2 separate regions of the Mus musculus genome follow, and region 1 is linked to region 2. Evidence: chromatin loops called from intact Hi-C (ENCODE). Cell type or tissue: gastrocnemius. All regions are shown on one strand.

Region 1 (8,000 bases), 260 kb before region 2:
CATTCTTTACATCCCTCGATCTCCTACTGGCATTTTCCACAAAGTGGCTTGCTTCTTTTGCCTTCCAAAAGTCAGGAGTGTGTTTCAGAACTTGGACCACTAGGTGGCAGGTCCTCCCTTCACGCCTCTGCTCCAGCCCAGTTTTCTCTGGCTCATAAACCTTTCCAAATGGAATAGGGTTTGAAAGGAGACTTCTTGGCATTCTTCCCTTAAGTTGGTCCAAGGAACGAAACCCATGGGGGACCACAGGGCAAGAGCTCTCCAGCCACAGGGAGATTACTGCTGGTATAGGTGATCTGCCAGGCTAAATGGTACAAAACCATAGAAACACGGCTAATCATTGTCCTATAAGGTCTGGACTGATGCTTGGCTTTTAACAAAGCAGTGATCTGACTGCTGGGGCCAGAAAGTCCTTCAGCTGAGGATACATTTGAACACATAAAGCTGCATAATAATTACCTTATGGCAATTATCACAGAGAAGCTGAGTCGCAGCTCTGGGAGAACTCATCTTTCTATTCAAATGATTCAGTTTTTAAAATGATAAAAATCTCAGTCCCAGGAGAAAGGTGTATTTTTCTCTCTTTAATACTTCCATGACTAGTGTGGATTAAAACAAAACAACACCCCATTGGTCTTGGAGTCTCTTCAGGTTTGGAGGCCGGGTGAACGGGAGCCACTGGCACATGCTCCCCGAGATATTGTGTGACAGACTGGATGTAAAGAAAGAGCAGTTGAGAGAGCACTTGCACAATGTGTCGGCCTGGACAAGCTCACTGCCCACTGTACAGCACCCGTGTAGAGGCTGGCTTCCTGATCCGTGCCACATCTCCCGGACGACCTGAGGCAGAGCTCCTTTGGTAGCGCAAGTCAGTTTTCTGAGGCAATGAACACGGTTGTACAAAGCCTGTTTGCTCAGCATCCTCTCTGACTCAGGGGCTGATCTCTTCCCTAACCTAGTGGACCTGCCTCAGCTTAAGGGCTTCTGGCCCCAGCAGTCAGAGAACTGTTTTTTAAAAGAGTCTGTACCTCTAGGATTTTTTTAAGGTCCTGTTCATTGGTAGTCAAAACTGCTTGCTGGTAGATTTAATTTTTTTAGTAATGAGTTTGTTACTCAGAGTAGTTAAGTCCAAGAATTTGAATGGGTGATTAAATGCACTGTTTTGGCTAGATAATGGTTGGTTTTGATCAAAGTAAATGAGACTCAGTTTCCTGGGTGACTGCAAGTATTTCTGAAAGCAATTACAAAAGAGGAGTTCTAAAATGCTGTGTGAGAGTCTGCACTGCTGAAGAAAGAGCCTGCCAAGGGGACTCCTTTGAAGACTGATGCTAATGGAGATGGGTTAGCTCTCATTATTCTAAGGGCACGCCTGGAAGAATGCTCTACCCAGCCTACCTTCTACAGCAGAATAAATAAATGCCACTCACGCCACACATAATTATAGGCTAGGTAAAATGAGAAAATAACCAAGCAGAAAAGAGAAACTTGTTCAACCTGCAGATACTATAATAATACAAAAAAACAAAACAAAAACAAAAACAAAAAACCACTGAACGACTGCAGGGCCAGCTCTAAGGCAAGCTCTCTGTCACCCCACTGTCATTTACTTGAAAAATAACAAGAACATAACGTGTGACTGTATCAAGAAGTTAAGAAAAAACAAACATATCTACTTAGATTTGCTTCAGAATAATAAGGGTAGAAAGGCACAGGAGGGATAAGGGTGACCCAGGGCATAGCCTGTTAAAATAACTGATGGGGACATTTGTTCATTCTGCTTATATTTAAACTTTCCAAAATAATTTTTTAAGAGAAAATGATTATGAATATTTGTGGGTTTTTGAAAGTAATCATGTGATAACTTATAATTACATGGATGTTTTTCTCTCTAGTCCTTCCAATATTGATACTATCAATTTAGATAATGGTTTTTAATAGAAAGGAATTGGTCTCCAAGTCTCCACGTTTGTTTATGGTTCTTGGCAACAACAGGAAACAGTGCCAATTCTAGAGTTAGTAGCTATGCACTGGGAAGTCATAATCTAGACAAATCACTTATATTAATACATTTTTAGAGGATTTCAGCTATTGCACAGTCTTTAATGCCAAGAGTATATTTGAAAGGGTCTTTAGAATGGACCAAATATAAACACATAATTTTCACATGTGGATTTTCTTAACATTTTTGTGGTGAGTGCCATTTCAAGCAGGACAATTAAACAGACAGCTACAAGCTTGCTACGTGGCATTCAGTCAACTTCACATTGCCAGACAAAGCTGCCAAGCAGCTATTGAGATGACTTCTAGAGTTTTGGAGAGAGTCTTCCATAGTCTCTCCTCCTGCAGCAGTAGCATAGAGCCACTGTCACATATGCAGAGCACAGGGTTCCACCACGGCCACAGTTGATCTTGGTTTTCTCAGCAATATAAAACCAATTAGATGAGGCCCTTGGAAGTATGGAGTCTTGTATGAGCTTCTGAGTTAGGGTTCCTCAACTCAGTCAAACGGTAGATGTTCAATTTGCCTCTCCTTAACAACCTCAGCAATTCAACTGAAATAAAATCAGTTAGGGCTTGAAATGCAAAGCTATCCCGTGCTCCAAAAGAAACACAAGTCTTTCAAGTCTACAGACGTGTGACGGCACTAACACACCTTTCATAATCAGGCTAAGCCAGGATTACCTCTGGCTCTCACCCATGTCCGCTGGTTGTGTTCTTGGGGAGACTACTTACAGGCTTCTCTCTATAAAACCTATCAACTTGAAAATGATCATGTCAGATAGATGGTGCAGACTGAGAATTATAGTGCCACCAGCACTAGCCTTCTAGTTAGGGCTTAGTTAATTGTCAATGTTTCCTACTGATTTAACGGCTAATGGTGGTCATAGTCTTCCAATAAGTCTACTCAGGTAGTTAGTAACTTGTGTGAAGGACAGGTCAGGGTCTAAACATTGATGGTCAGAGTCCAAAGCTCACATGCATGGCCACTCCACATAACCCTACACAGAACCTCAAAAAAAAAAAAAAAAAAAAAAAAAACCCTGCATCTTTACCTTTGCAAACCTACAAGTGTAGACAGAGACCCCCCCCCCCCCCCAAGTATACAAATAAACAAAGTGCCTTTTCCATAAAATGATACTCGTCTTTCCTGGTGCACTTTTAGACTCAATGGCAGAGTGAAAATACATAATTCATGAAAAAGTTGTTATATTTCATTTGAACTTAGATTCCCCCCCAAAAGATACTTTAATGAAAAAAAAAAAACTTATGAGCAAGATAAATGACATAACCCCTTTTCCAACAGTGGTTAGTGGCATGAAACAACCCCTGCTCAAAGTCTAATGTTTTAAATGATCTGGGAAAATAATATAAGACTTTGGAGAAAACCACAGCGAGACTAAGAAAAAGGAGTCATGTCTCTTAAGAGAGATATGTGTATCAATTCTACAGTACTTAATGGTATTAAAATGGGTCAAACTGTCCTATAGACAAGCAGCATATAAAGATGCATAGGTGTTAAAAAAAAAAAAAGGAGGCAGGGTTTATTTAGATAACATCTGACCTGGGTCAAAGAGTATCCACAGTAAAAGCTTTAACTACAGGGTCGCGGGACCAGATAAGTAGGAATGTAGGCAAGGCTAAGGCAAGCAATGATAAAATGCTCGTCTGAGTGGTATGAAGAGCCAAATGACTGTGATAGGTGTCAGAATGTGTAGGACTCCTTGTAATGAGCACTGTTGGTGGCACCGGTCACAGGAGTCAAACAGCTGCCTCTGTAATCCTGGGTGCTATGAGGCTTACTGAAAACTCATATCAAATCCCCACTTTACTGAAATAAATCCCAAGAAGGCTGAAAACTTATTCTGTAACTGGAGTTCAATGGATCGTGGAAATATAACTTAATCATAAAGCCTATGAGGTCCAGATAAATAGAAGTCTTTTTTTCAAAATCACTAGCTTTAAAGAAACTATAATTGTTCAAATTTTATTTGCCACAAGATCATGACAAATCATACAAGTAACAAAATACACTAAATTCCCCTAGATAAAAATGCAAATACATGGCTGAAAGAATTTTAATGTAAAACAAAACAAAAGCAAAAAGCTTCCCATAGGAGTGAAATTAAATTTATACTATGCTATTTTTAATAAATCTATGATGAATGTACATTTACTGATAGGTTGCAGGAAGTCTAGTTCTAGAACACTTTGGCCTTACATTTAAAGGTCTTCATTTTATAGCCTCTGAAGAGACATAGAAATAATGAACAATGTTAAAAGGAAACTTGTACCACTTGGGCCTGTAGCTGCATTATCTGGTCCATGGGCGCGTTATCCGCACAGTGGCAGAAGGGGGCAGTGCTGAGCTAAAAAAAAAACCATAAGCAAGCTTTAATTGCTGCAGCAGCAGATTTTCCTGCCCAGGCACTTTGGAATCGATCCCTACCGCCTTATAGATAAATAATATAAGACTCCAGCAACCTTTAAAGCTTTAGAATATGTTTACAAGGGCTTTCGATAGAAAAATCAAGGATACTCTGAGTTTAATACCCAGTACAGAGCATCATCACCCAACACCTGTGAAGATGGCTCCCAGAGACCAGAAAAGCCTGTTTACAAAGCAATACATCAGAAGCTTTCAAAGAGAGCAGTGGAAGTACCACGTAGCTTACCATTCATCGGGCGAGCACCCATAATCCTCAGGTTCAGGGACATGGCTTCAGGAGGAGGGACAGAAAGAGAGGGAAAAATAATCACAGAAAGGCTGGAAACATAAAACCATGGAGAAGGAGAGCTGAGAGGCGGGTTTCTAGAAAGTTAAGAAGATGAACATTTAGTTGGATCTGGGAGAATGGCAGTTAGTACAGGGAGGAGAACATGAGGATTTATGGTAACCAAGTGGATTTACAAAGGTACCCTGTACCCCAGAATTGAACGGTGCATAGAGGTCAAAATTTAGTATTGAATATGTTTAAATTTAGCTGTTGAAACATATGCTATAGAGCCAGTAGGAAGTGCATTATTTATATTTATAACCATAACAATGTGTTTCAATGATACATACATGCTAGTCATGTCGGGCACAGTTAAAAAATGGGCACGTCACACATTAAAAAAAATCTGTTGTATAATTTTCAGGAAGCTTTGACTGGCTTGACACAATAACTTCCTAAGAGGGTAATGGGAGTAAAAGTTAACTGTATTTGTTTAATTAAATGGAGCCACTGATATTTAAAATGGTCCACCCATCAAATACTTTTTAATCTTTTTTAAAAAAGATTTATTTTATTATTATACGTAAGTACACTGTAGTTGTCTTCAGACGCACCAGAAGAGGGCATCAGATCTCATTACGGGTGGTTGTGAGCCACCATGTGGTTGCTGGGATTTGAACTCAGGACCTTTGGAAGAGCAGTCAGTGCTCTTACCCACTGAGCCATCTCAACAGCCCACTTTTTAATCTTTAAAAAAAAAGTCTTCTATCCATACTTTAATTTTATCCACTAGCTCATGGAAACATAGGGAAGGACCCCTTGGCATAGTTCATACGACACCTAACATACATATCAGCATAGATTCTCTTATTTCCTTTTTCTTTCATTACATATGATAATTCAGTACTTTCACTTTCATTTAGACGATTATATGAAGGAAGAGTGTAAAATGCTGAGATCGTTTTTTTTTTTGATAAGTATAATAAGCAGCTCATAAATAAATAAATAAATAAATAAATAAATAAGAAGTCATTAACATCCCAAATGACTGCCTGCTCTTTTAACCTTGTCACGGCACAGTAAGTTTTCCCTAGGGATAAACAGCAGTCACAGCAAAAGGGACCCCCAAAGCTCACGACTCCTCCCTGCCAAAGGCTTGTGTTTACTGTTTTAAGAGGAAGGACTCACCCTGACCATCTCAGGCTAGATTCCTACGAAAGGGGCTAGCCTGTGGCAATGCACTGTGGAAATGGGCTGCAGCCCCCCAGGGACTATCATTTATGATTACCCTCAAGGTTTGGGCCCCAGCTCCTGGACTGCACAGAATGGCAGTCAGTAATGTCTCTGGAAGAGCTAGTAACTGTCCAAGCAATGAACACTGCGAGAAGGCCCTGCCAGCTTGCACTGGTACTGGGTCCCTGCTCACTGTTTCACACCAGCACTGGACCTAATGCTTCCAAAATCCTGAGGCTTAACAGCCACGGAACACAAGGGCCACAGTGCCTTCCCTGGAGTCTGGTGCAGCCCTGGCAGAAGCGAAGTACCACCATTCGTTCAGAGGGTGGTGGGCAGCAGGTGACTTGTTTCCATGAGTTTCTATGACTGCAGCTTGGCAGCTCTTGTGTTGGCCAGCTATCTGGCTACTGGCCCAAGGGCAAGGCATGCCAGTGTGGTCATAGCTGTCTGGGGAGTTCATTTAAACTCCTTCTCAGATCTGGGCTCGAGGATCACTCTGTCAGGAACCGTCCCTTGACCTTAGTCTTTAGATAACTTCACACCATCTGAGGCTCACACTGATTCTTGCCTCGTATTAGGACTACTGTTGTATTATAATTAATTAATATCTATTAACCCCAGTTAGACTGTGAACTCTGAGTGGGAACCATGCAAACTCTGCTTGACTAGGTTTCTACTACCTAACCAAGAGCCAGCTGCAGGAGGCCGGCTTCTTCTCTTATATGCAAATGACAGGTCAAGGTTGGCCACCAGACACACCTACTGGCTGTAATCTAGTCCTTGGGGCTAGGCGTATGGTAACCTGATGAGTCTCTCCTCGGGTTTGTAGGATTAGTCATCTCCGCCTAAACATACTATTTGTAAACAAAACCTGCCCTGTAAAATATTGACATTCGTTAGTAAGTATGGACATGGAATCTTCATTTGTTTTCACCACGAAATACAAATAAAATAACAATGACAAAAAGAGTCATTCAGGTTGCTTAATAGACTGTTTTTCTGCCCCAGAGCTAGTATAGATTAAATTGCTGACTGCTTTTCAGCCCCAGACTATATTGTGGACAATCAGGATATAAGGAAAATGTTTCAAATCTTCAAGGCATTGAGAACTCCAGCCAGTGAACAGAGAAGTTCTTATCTATTGCAGATTTGCAATTGATTATAATACGCACAGGCATTTCCATAGTGTAACCTGTTACACTGAGACTCTCCTAAAGGTTTATAGTGTAATTCCTAGTTTGTAGCAAGATGAATTGATAAATATAACTTTATTTATATTTAATTACAACTTCCCCATAAGATGATCTAAGGTTAAAAAAAACAAAACAAAACCAAAAACAAACAATCAAACAAACAAACCAGTAAGTTTAAACAGAGGCATTCCTACCACAAAATTAATTTCTGTGAAATAGTCACTGCTAACTTTCTTTGAATTTCGTTGTCTGTCATGAAATTCAAAAAGGAAAAGTCTGAGGCAAAGCTTAAGTGAATTGAGAGATACTTTATTAAAATGAAATTCTGAATGAAGCATTGGTGTTAAACACCTATCCCTATGAAACCACTGGATATAGAAAACCAACGGAAACTCTACTATTGGGACCTAAGAGATTGTCCGGTTTTCCTCTTTATTGAGTCCCGCAGAGCTAAGAACATCTGAAAGGAAATTGTTGAAGGTCACATGAGGACATCTAAGACTCCATTTGTAAACAAAACCTGACGTGTAAACTACTGGCATTCTGTGGTCAGTAAAGACACAGCTTGTTTGTAAGAACCTTCATTTGTTTATAATGATCAAATGTCTGGTCCCACAAAATAAAAATAAAGTAACAATAACTAAAGGAGCCGTCCTGGTTGTTTAATAGACTGTGGATAAGGTAGAATTCATACCTTATCTCTTCACTTCATTCTTAGGGAGTGTTCTCACCAAGACATTTCATTGACCTTCTAACTGACAGGACAGACATTTGTCAAAGCCACCCTGTCTTCACACACTAGTGCTTTAAGGAGTTATCAACAGACCAGGGAAGAGTTCTGCTTCTGTACATGTGG
Region 2 (8,000 bases):
GACCTGTACCCACACTTGGGTATATTTACTTTGTGTGAGTCTTTTGAGATGCTCACATTCACACCTAAGTTGTGCCTTACTTTCAAGTAAATGCCTCTCTTTTTCTCAACTCTGCCTTATGCTTACATTAAAACATTTTAGACAGTATTTGTAACCCTGTTTCATTATGCTAGCTATTCCTCATATTGTATTTGGTGGCAACCATTAGTCTTAGTTTGACTTGAGTTGAGATCCCTAAAAGTCTAGAGGAACATCTCAGACCTAGGAGGTGACAGTGTGGAGCTTTGTCTCGGGTTCTTCACTACTGAGAGCAAAAAGAATAGAATCCCAGATATGCAAACGAGATCACAACCTAAGGGGACTTTGCAGCTTTTTTGTGTGTGTGTGTGAAATAAATCAAAGAGGAAGGAAGAGAAAAGAAAAAAGGAGAACAGAGGGAGAGGAAGCCGGAGCCATTCCCAAGGCTCAGGGAGGTAGTTTGGGAGCGATTTCTTAAAATTCAATGCTTTGATGTTTCAAGTTTAAAAATGAGAAGGGGAATTAAAGAGAGATCCGTCACCATGAGGTCAGAACTGGAGTCTGAAGGTCAGGTAGAAGACACATTTCAAAGTAGAGCAAAAGCACAAAGACAAAGACATCATGATGAAAAAAAAATTAGGGATGGGAGGAAAAAAATTAGGCAGCATAGAGGTTCCAAAGTGAGGATGGAAGAGACTCCATGCATAGAAAAAGAACCAGAGAGGAGACATAAGCATTCAAGTAAGACTTGGCAAAAATAAGGATGGATGGCAACAAAGACTAACACACTAAGATCAAAGAATCAGTGCAGGCCTAGCTGCCATGTCTGAGGGCTGCTAGTGCAGCGTACTCAGTCTGAGATTACCAACCCAGGTAGTGCAGACTTTGGTCTCGAGCTTCAATGTGACTAAAAAGCCATGTGTGTTGTGGTGTGTGTGTGTGTGTGTGTGTGTGTGTGTGTGTGTGTGTGTGTGTGTATGTATGTATGAAATGAAGTGATGTTATTTGGAAATGGAACATTGGCAGGTAATCTCACTCAGACATCACAGGGCAGTGAAGAGGAAGCTGATTTAGAAGTTAGTGTCATTTCACAAAGTCTGTAAAGGAGCCAGAAAGACATAATAATGAGATATAAGAAAGTGGACCTTTCCCAGGAATCTCATGCTGGGAGAAGAAATTTGAATGCTGGTGCCAGCCAGAGGAAAACTTGTCTCTTCGAAAGAGATTTCACAGTTCTGACAACTTGTCCTGTTTACAGGAGAGAATGAATCTCACCCAGTGATTTATAGGGTAACATGTTGACCTAGACTGTCCTTTCTTCAAAACACTCTTAACTTTCTGAAATCAAATCAAGATGCCAGAGAACATCAATTTATAAGTAGAAAAGCTTTATTTGAGCCAATAGAGTCAGAGATTTTAGTTTATGGTCACTTGGTCCTACAGCTCTGGGTAGCATCATGGTAGAAATGTGTTATGTGTGGTGGAAGTAACCATTTCTTGATGGTTAGGAAGTGAAAGGTATTGCGGGGGCGGGGAATTGTGTAATATGCCCTTCAAAGATGGGTCTCTTATGATTTAACTTCCTGTCTCTAGCCCTACCTCCTAAAGATTCAAGCATCATACAGTAGTGCTACAATGAAGGCTGTTTTATTGTGGATATGAACTGAACAACACGTCCATATATTCACGATGTATTTTCATTACATTTACACCCTCTTTCACTCTACTCTCCTTTCTCCTCTTATCTTTTCCTAACACTCTCATTAGGTGGAGAGACTTGACTTTGGGGAGACCTTTAAGGTCTAAATCATAATTAGGGTCATTCCTAGGAAGTTTATACACAACAACCAGGAAAAGTAAAAATGACAACAACAACAACAACAACAACAACTCTAAACCTTTAGATCATATGGGGATATTTCAGGTACATGGCTTACGATCTCTCCCCCTTTCTCCTACTTTCTACATTTTTATGTCTTAATTTTATAGAGAAGTGTATAAAAATTCCTCAAAACTGTTTGCTTCAGTTCAAAATGGAATTTTTTGGGGGTGGGTGGCTGTCAAGGTTGGGCTACAGGTCTGCTTCCATACTGATGCTGTGATACTCATTCAACTGCCATGTTTTCCTTTGTCATTATTTTCTTTATTTATTGTCACTTTGCTCCACATGCTACATGTGATCTGGGGAGCTTCAGTTTTCTGAGGTTCAGCTTTGAGTTTTGAGCTTGTGCCCCCCCCCTTTTTTTGAGACTATAGGATATAGAATAAGACTCAGTACAAATGAGTGAACCTCGTCCATCAGGCAGCCGAGGGCAAAACTCCAGTAAGCACTGACTGCATCCACGTACCATGCTGTTGGCCGTGTCCAGGTAACTGGGATTTTACTTTTCTTACATCAATCCCTGCTGTTCCTGGGTCTTGACTCTGAACCGTCACATACCCTCTATGGTCCCCAAAACTGCTACTCGTTGCTTAGCCTTTTCTAGATCTTTCCTTACCATCATGATGGGCACATGACAGAGTCCCTACCTGAAGGGCGGTTTCTGAGAATCCTGCTCAGACCAGTCCCTTACCTCAACCTAGCCTTGTGTTGAACACAACCCATGCCTGACTTATCTGCTATGGGGCCTTATCTGCTTCACCCCTCCTTGAACACAAGTGCTCATTTGAAAGTCAGGTCTGAATTTGTCACAGTGCTCCCTGACCCTCTGTCCTGATGCCACTGTCCCTGACTCTCTCTCCTGCATGTCCCCTTTGCTCTCATTTTCTTAATTAGCCTATTTCTTTCTACCAGCATGACTGCATGACTCTCTGTTTAGGACTCGATCGTTTCCTTTCTCTTGATTAGGTTTTATTTTAGTCTTTCCTTCCCAAATAAAACAGTGGCTTTGAATTGTAATTAGAGAGGCGAAGGCAAATACATAGGTAACTTTGCCAAGCCAGATGCTCTAGAGACCAGCAGGTGTGCTACGGACAGGAGAATAATGGAGGAGCAGGTGCCCAGTACTTATCAGGGGAAAAGACTGGGAACGAAAGCCCTCAATGATACTGGTGCTCTCAATAGGCCATGTAGTCAACAATGTACAGAGCACATCAATAAAAATAATTGCAATTTAAGATTTAATTGAAGAGTGTAAATATGATCTTGTAGGTCATCGTGAGGCATGGTAGCATGGGGCAGTGTTAAGGGAAAAATGTGTCCGTTGAAACACAGTTTTAATTTGCAAAGTCTCCCTAATTATCCATATGGCTTCCTTGACTTTCTTCTTTGAGAATGGAAACAATGGAGTATTATTTCTGAGCTCCCTTCTCCTTCCTTCTCTGAGCTTTGCCCATATCTCATTCCTACAATTGGCCCAGCAGTATAACAGATCCAACCAATTGCTCTTTCTATTCCTTTAAAGGAGTATAAATATCCTAGAAGTTGTAGGAATGTTATAGTTGTTGAGACATGATGTTTCTTAAAACAAATTAGTAGTCATCACTGCAAAATGTTGAACCTCTTGCTTCCTAAGGACATCCACCAATACCACAGCCAGATCTGTAAAGGACATGCCACTGTCAAGTACATGTTGGCTGCCTTTCTACTCCCAGGAATTTTATTTGTTCCTATGTGATCTTCCAGCGGGTTCATAAGAGACATGAAAATGAAAACTTTCCACTGCACAGGACTGAGGGCGCATAGTTCACCACACACGGAAACACAAAAGATAAGAGGCTTTTTATATTTTCCAGAAATAGAACAAGGGGTTTCATTCAGCCAGAAATGAGAGAGAGAGAGAGAGAGAGAGAGAGAGAGAGAGAGAGAGAGAGAGAGAGCAACATTGGGAAATTGGGTTTTCATTTCTGATATCCCAACATTCTAAAGCGAGGCTGCAGGAATTCGTTTTGCATGTCAATTCTTATTTTGATAACTTTGAGCAATACTTTTAATGTTTCTGTGCCTTGGTTTCCTCATGTGTAAAATTGGGAATATATTTTATACTGTGCAGGTTTGTTTTAAGGGCTGAAAGAAGTAACACACAGGACACTTCTTAGTAAACAGTCATAATAAATATCATCAACACTGTTATTTATAAAGCATCCAAAAATGGAAGTAGCCTGACTAGAATGGAGTGCCTCACTCCAAATAATTTATACACAGCCAGATTCTTGTATTCAAATATGATTTCATAATTGGATATTGTAAATCTTGGCTTCTGAAAGACTACAAGTTTACAGGCCAAAAAAAAAAAAAAAAAAAAAATTCAGCTTTCAAAACAGCAAACGTTCAAACCCTCTAAATAGGCCACAAAAATAGGCTCTACTTGTCTGTCTTCCCAGGCCAAAAAGCAACTTATCAGTTGTATGTTCCAGTGCTGGTATCATTTGTGAAACAGCAGCAGCAGCAGCAACAACAACAGCCAACAACTAGAGATTTATCCATCTCTATTCTCTCTATGCCAGTGGTTCGTTGAGGGCAGGAGCTTAAGGAATTTTGAATCCTGATTGCTTAGCAGGACATGGGAGCTAGACATTGGATTTAATCCACTGTGGAGACAATGAGTAACACCAGTGTTCTGAGGAAGGAGCAGTAGATGTACCCGAGGGAATTCTAATCACACCTATAAGAAAACAGGGAAGGGAAGCATGTGGGAATTCTAAAGCACCAGAAGGAGCTGGGCTAAGAACTACTTCAGGAGAAACTTAAGATAAATTACATAAGTGCCTCTCGGTCAGGGATGCACTGCCCCCTGGGGGTCATTCTGGAAACTGCTGCATGCTGTTGCTTACGTGGTAGGTGGCTGTGGTTGGTGGTGTCATTAAGGGAAGCCCTGTCCAGGGATTTTTAGGTGTCTCATCGTATGTCTGGATCAGCTGTAATGTAAATTTTGTTATCACACATCAATCCTGTCAGTTTCCAGAACTTGACTTTTGTTTAAGAGTTGTGGAGAAGAAACTGTAGGATGATTGGGCTGTCTCTATGGGGGTGGAACTTACAGCTATCCGTTTTCTTTCAGAATAGTAAAGGGGGTATAAAATAATCGAATTATAAGGGAGATCATGCTGTGCTACAGTTGGTACAGTTTAAGAAAGACTTTTAAGTAACCATATTTTAGGAATCGCTGACTGAATTACAACCTAGCCTTGCTGAATGAAATGGTTCTCAGAGGTTAGAGCTCATTCATAAAATATTAAATGTACCATTAAGGCGATTCAGCTCCATCTGCTTCTATGACAAGGGGTTGCTCTCAGGGCCATGGCTGCTCTCTTGATATGAGAATGTCATTGAGGTCTTTACAATATGAATCATAAAGACAAGTCTTAAAAAGCCAGATGAGCCCGCACGCCATCAGAGAAGGGTTTTGCCTCTTTCCATTTCCCATAAAAGGCCAGCTGCATCACGTTCTACAACTGAAGAACATTCATGTGCTCACCAGGTGCCAGAGCCCAAAAATCGGAAGTGGAGAAAGATGGAACAAAATATTTCACCAACAGAGGGGACGGAGGAAGGAAGGAGGCAATTAGAATGGGAGAGAGAGAAGGGAAAATATCCCATGGAAACACTTTGATGGGGGGTGAAAGTAACCATGGAACTTTATGAAACTGCTAGTCAGAAGAGCATAAGAAATGGATGTTAATCTTTCAAATGTTTTAGGGGAGCTCACTAGTCTACTTTCATCCCTTTGGATTTTTTGACCTATGCTTTTTCATGCTTTAGAAAATATAGAAGTCAAAGCTGGTTTGTAGATTTGTGATACACCTAGATCTTATAATTGAGAGGGAGGTTCTCAACAGAGGAGCTGGGCTGAGGTGGGGACTCTGAATGTAGGAAGAAGACACCAGTGATGTTTCCAAGGAAGCATAGGTGATGTTCTGGTGTTGGTAGCCCTATTGAGAGAGATGGAGATTGTGGCAGCAGTGCAGAAGATGGGAAAGATGAGCATTTGTGACAGGATCCCATTTAAAAGCAATGACCACTCAACACATAAGAGCAAGCAAAACTCCCAAAGTAGTCTAAACCATCACCATCATTTCACTCAAATGCTTCATCTACTTAAATTCAATCTATCATACTTACTAGTTCCAGAAAGATAGTACGCTTGCATTGGAATTTTGGTGCAGTTTGGTAATAGGAAGGAGCAACTACTTTGATGAATTTTTCCCTGGCACCTCAGAGGTTGATTGGAAGCCACATGAAGCTTCAAACGAGTTCAAGTATACAGGGATATAAAGTTCAGCAACATAAGGCAGGGCATAATACCAAGTCTTGAGAAGAGCCAAGAATCAAGACAGCTATTTCCTCCGTCTCAGTCTGCCTTTGAAGAGCCTAGAATTGCTATGTTCTATTTCTCTGTAATCTGAGTTCGAGATTGTATTCCCATTGCTCAGTCACTCAAGCTGTTAGCCAGACTCGGGGAGGAGAAGAGTGGTTCAGGTGAGCAGCTCAAAACACACCTGCTGAGGGCTGCAGATGAAGCTCTCCACTGAATAGGCTGTAAAAAGTGCATCGCATAGGTGAGTGTATGTTTCTGCTTGTTCACGAGTGTGGGTGGGAGTATATGTGAATCACGGCACATATGCACTGTGTAGAGGTCAGAGGACCTTTGAGTGCCGATCTACACCTTCCATCTTGTTTTAGACAGGGTCACTTCACCTCTGTGTGTTATCGGGCACACAGCATCTGGAGCTTCGCCTGTTTCCAGCTCTCCTCTCTTTTCTTGTAGGAAGTGCATTACGATGACAGATCCACGCTGCTGTGGCTGGCTTTTAAATTGGTTCTGTGTATCCAAACTCAGAGAATCAGGTTTGAATGAAAAGTACTTTTACTCATCTAGACACATCCCCCATCTTTTTATAGGGTCTTTGGAATTTTAGAACTTAGAAAATGGAGCTATACCTCCATGGCTGTTGGTTCTCCTAGGAATGCCAACTCAAGGACAGTTTCTGGGTGTGTGTGATTTATGCTGTCTCTGCTCCCAGGTAACAACAATGTGTTTCTACAACCCCTCTGCCCATTTTAGCTCCACGATAAAGATACAATGAAGAAACCTGGAATTTTTATTTACAAGCTTCCAGGACAAACTGCTGAGAATTTCTGAACTATTCTATCCCAATCAGTTGTGATAGATAGAAATTTTTACACAACATTGAGATCACAGATTCTTTTTGTTTAATTTAATTTTTTTAATTAGGTATTTTCTTCATTTACATTTCAAATGCTATCCCCAAAGTCCCCCAGACTCTACCCACCCTACTCCCCTACCCACCCACTCCCACTTCTTGGCCATGGCATTTCCCCGTACTGAGGGATATAAAGTTTGCAAGACCAAGGGACCTCTCTTTCCAATGATGGCAGACAAGGCCATCTTCTGATACTTATGCAGCTACAGACACGAGCTCCGGGGTACTGGTTAGTTCATATTGTTGTTCCACCTATAGGGTTGCAGATCTGCCCCCAGTTCCTTGGGTACTTTCTCTAGCTCCTCCATTGGGGGCCCTGTGATCCATCCAATAGCTGACTGTGAGCATCCACTTCTGTGTTTGCTAGGCCCCGACATAGTCTCACAAGAGACAGCTATATCAGGGTCCTTTCAGCAAAATCTTGCCAGTGTATGCAATGGTGTCAGCGTTTGGAGGCTGATTATGGGATGGATCCCTGGATATGGCAGTCTCTAGATGGTCCATCCTTTTGTCTCCGCTCCAAACTTTGTCTCTGTAACTCCTTCCATGGGTGTTTTGTTCCCAATTCTAAGAAGGGGCAAAGTGTCCACACTTTGGTCTTCGTTCTTTTTCAGTTTCATGTGTTTTGCAAATTGTAACTATATCTTGGGTATTCTAAGTTTCTGTGCTAATATCCACTTATCAGTGAGTACATATCATTTGAGTTCTTTTGTGATTGGGTTACCTCACTCAGATTAATGGCCTCCAGGTCCAACCATTTGCCTAGGAATTTCATAAATTCATTCCTTTTAATAGCTGAGTAGTACTCCATTGTGTAA

Evidence for each region. A loop is a pair of places that touch in the nucleus more often than their neighbours do. Peaks named below come from ENCODE experiments on the same cell type or tissue, not always from the same donor. Only the 100,000 strongest peaks of a DNase experiment are listed, where the experiment ranks them.
Region 1: a loop joins it to region 2, with 14 times the contacts of the local background. A loop is called at or near these places in 39 of 42 quality-filtered maps.

The regions. Positions count from the first base shown.
Region 1 is chr5:67,751,977-67,759,976 of GRCm38, forward strand. Atp8a1 (ATPase, aminophospholipid transporter (APLT), class I, type 8A, member 1) reads right to left here. Exons shown (of 37, transcript NM_001038999.2): 15 at 4,674-4,718. Among named protein-coding and RNA genes, the nearest start is that of Gm46914, 53 kb to the left of the region's middle. In gastrocnemius, CTCF peaks have their summits at 98 (motif pointing right) and 4,363 (motif pointing right); DNase peaks (open chromatin) are centred at 146, 826, 4,382 and 6,342.
Region 2 is chr5:68,008,104-68,016,103 of GRCm38, forward strand. No RefSeq gene overlaps it. Among named protein-coding and RNA genes, the nearest start is that of Grxcr1, 20 kb to the right of the region's middle. In gastrocnemius, a CTCF peak has its summit at 4,757 (motif pointing left); a DNase peak (open chromatin) is centred at 4,755; H3K27ac peaks cover 360 bases.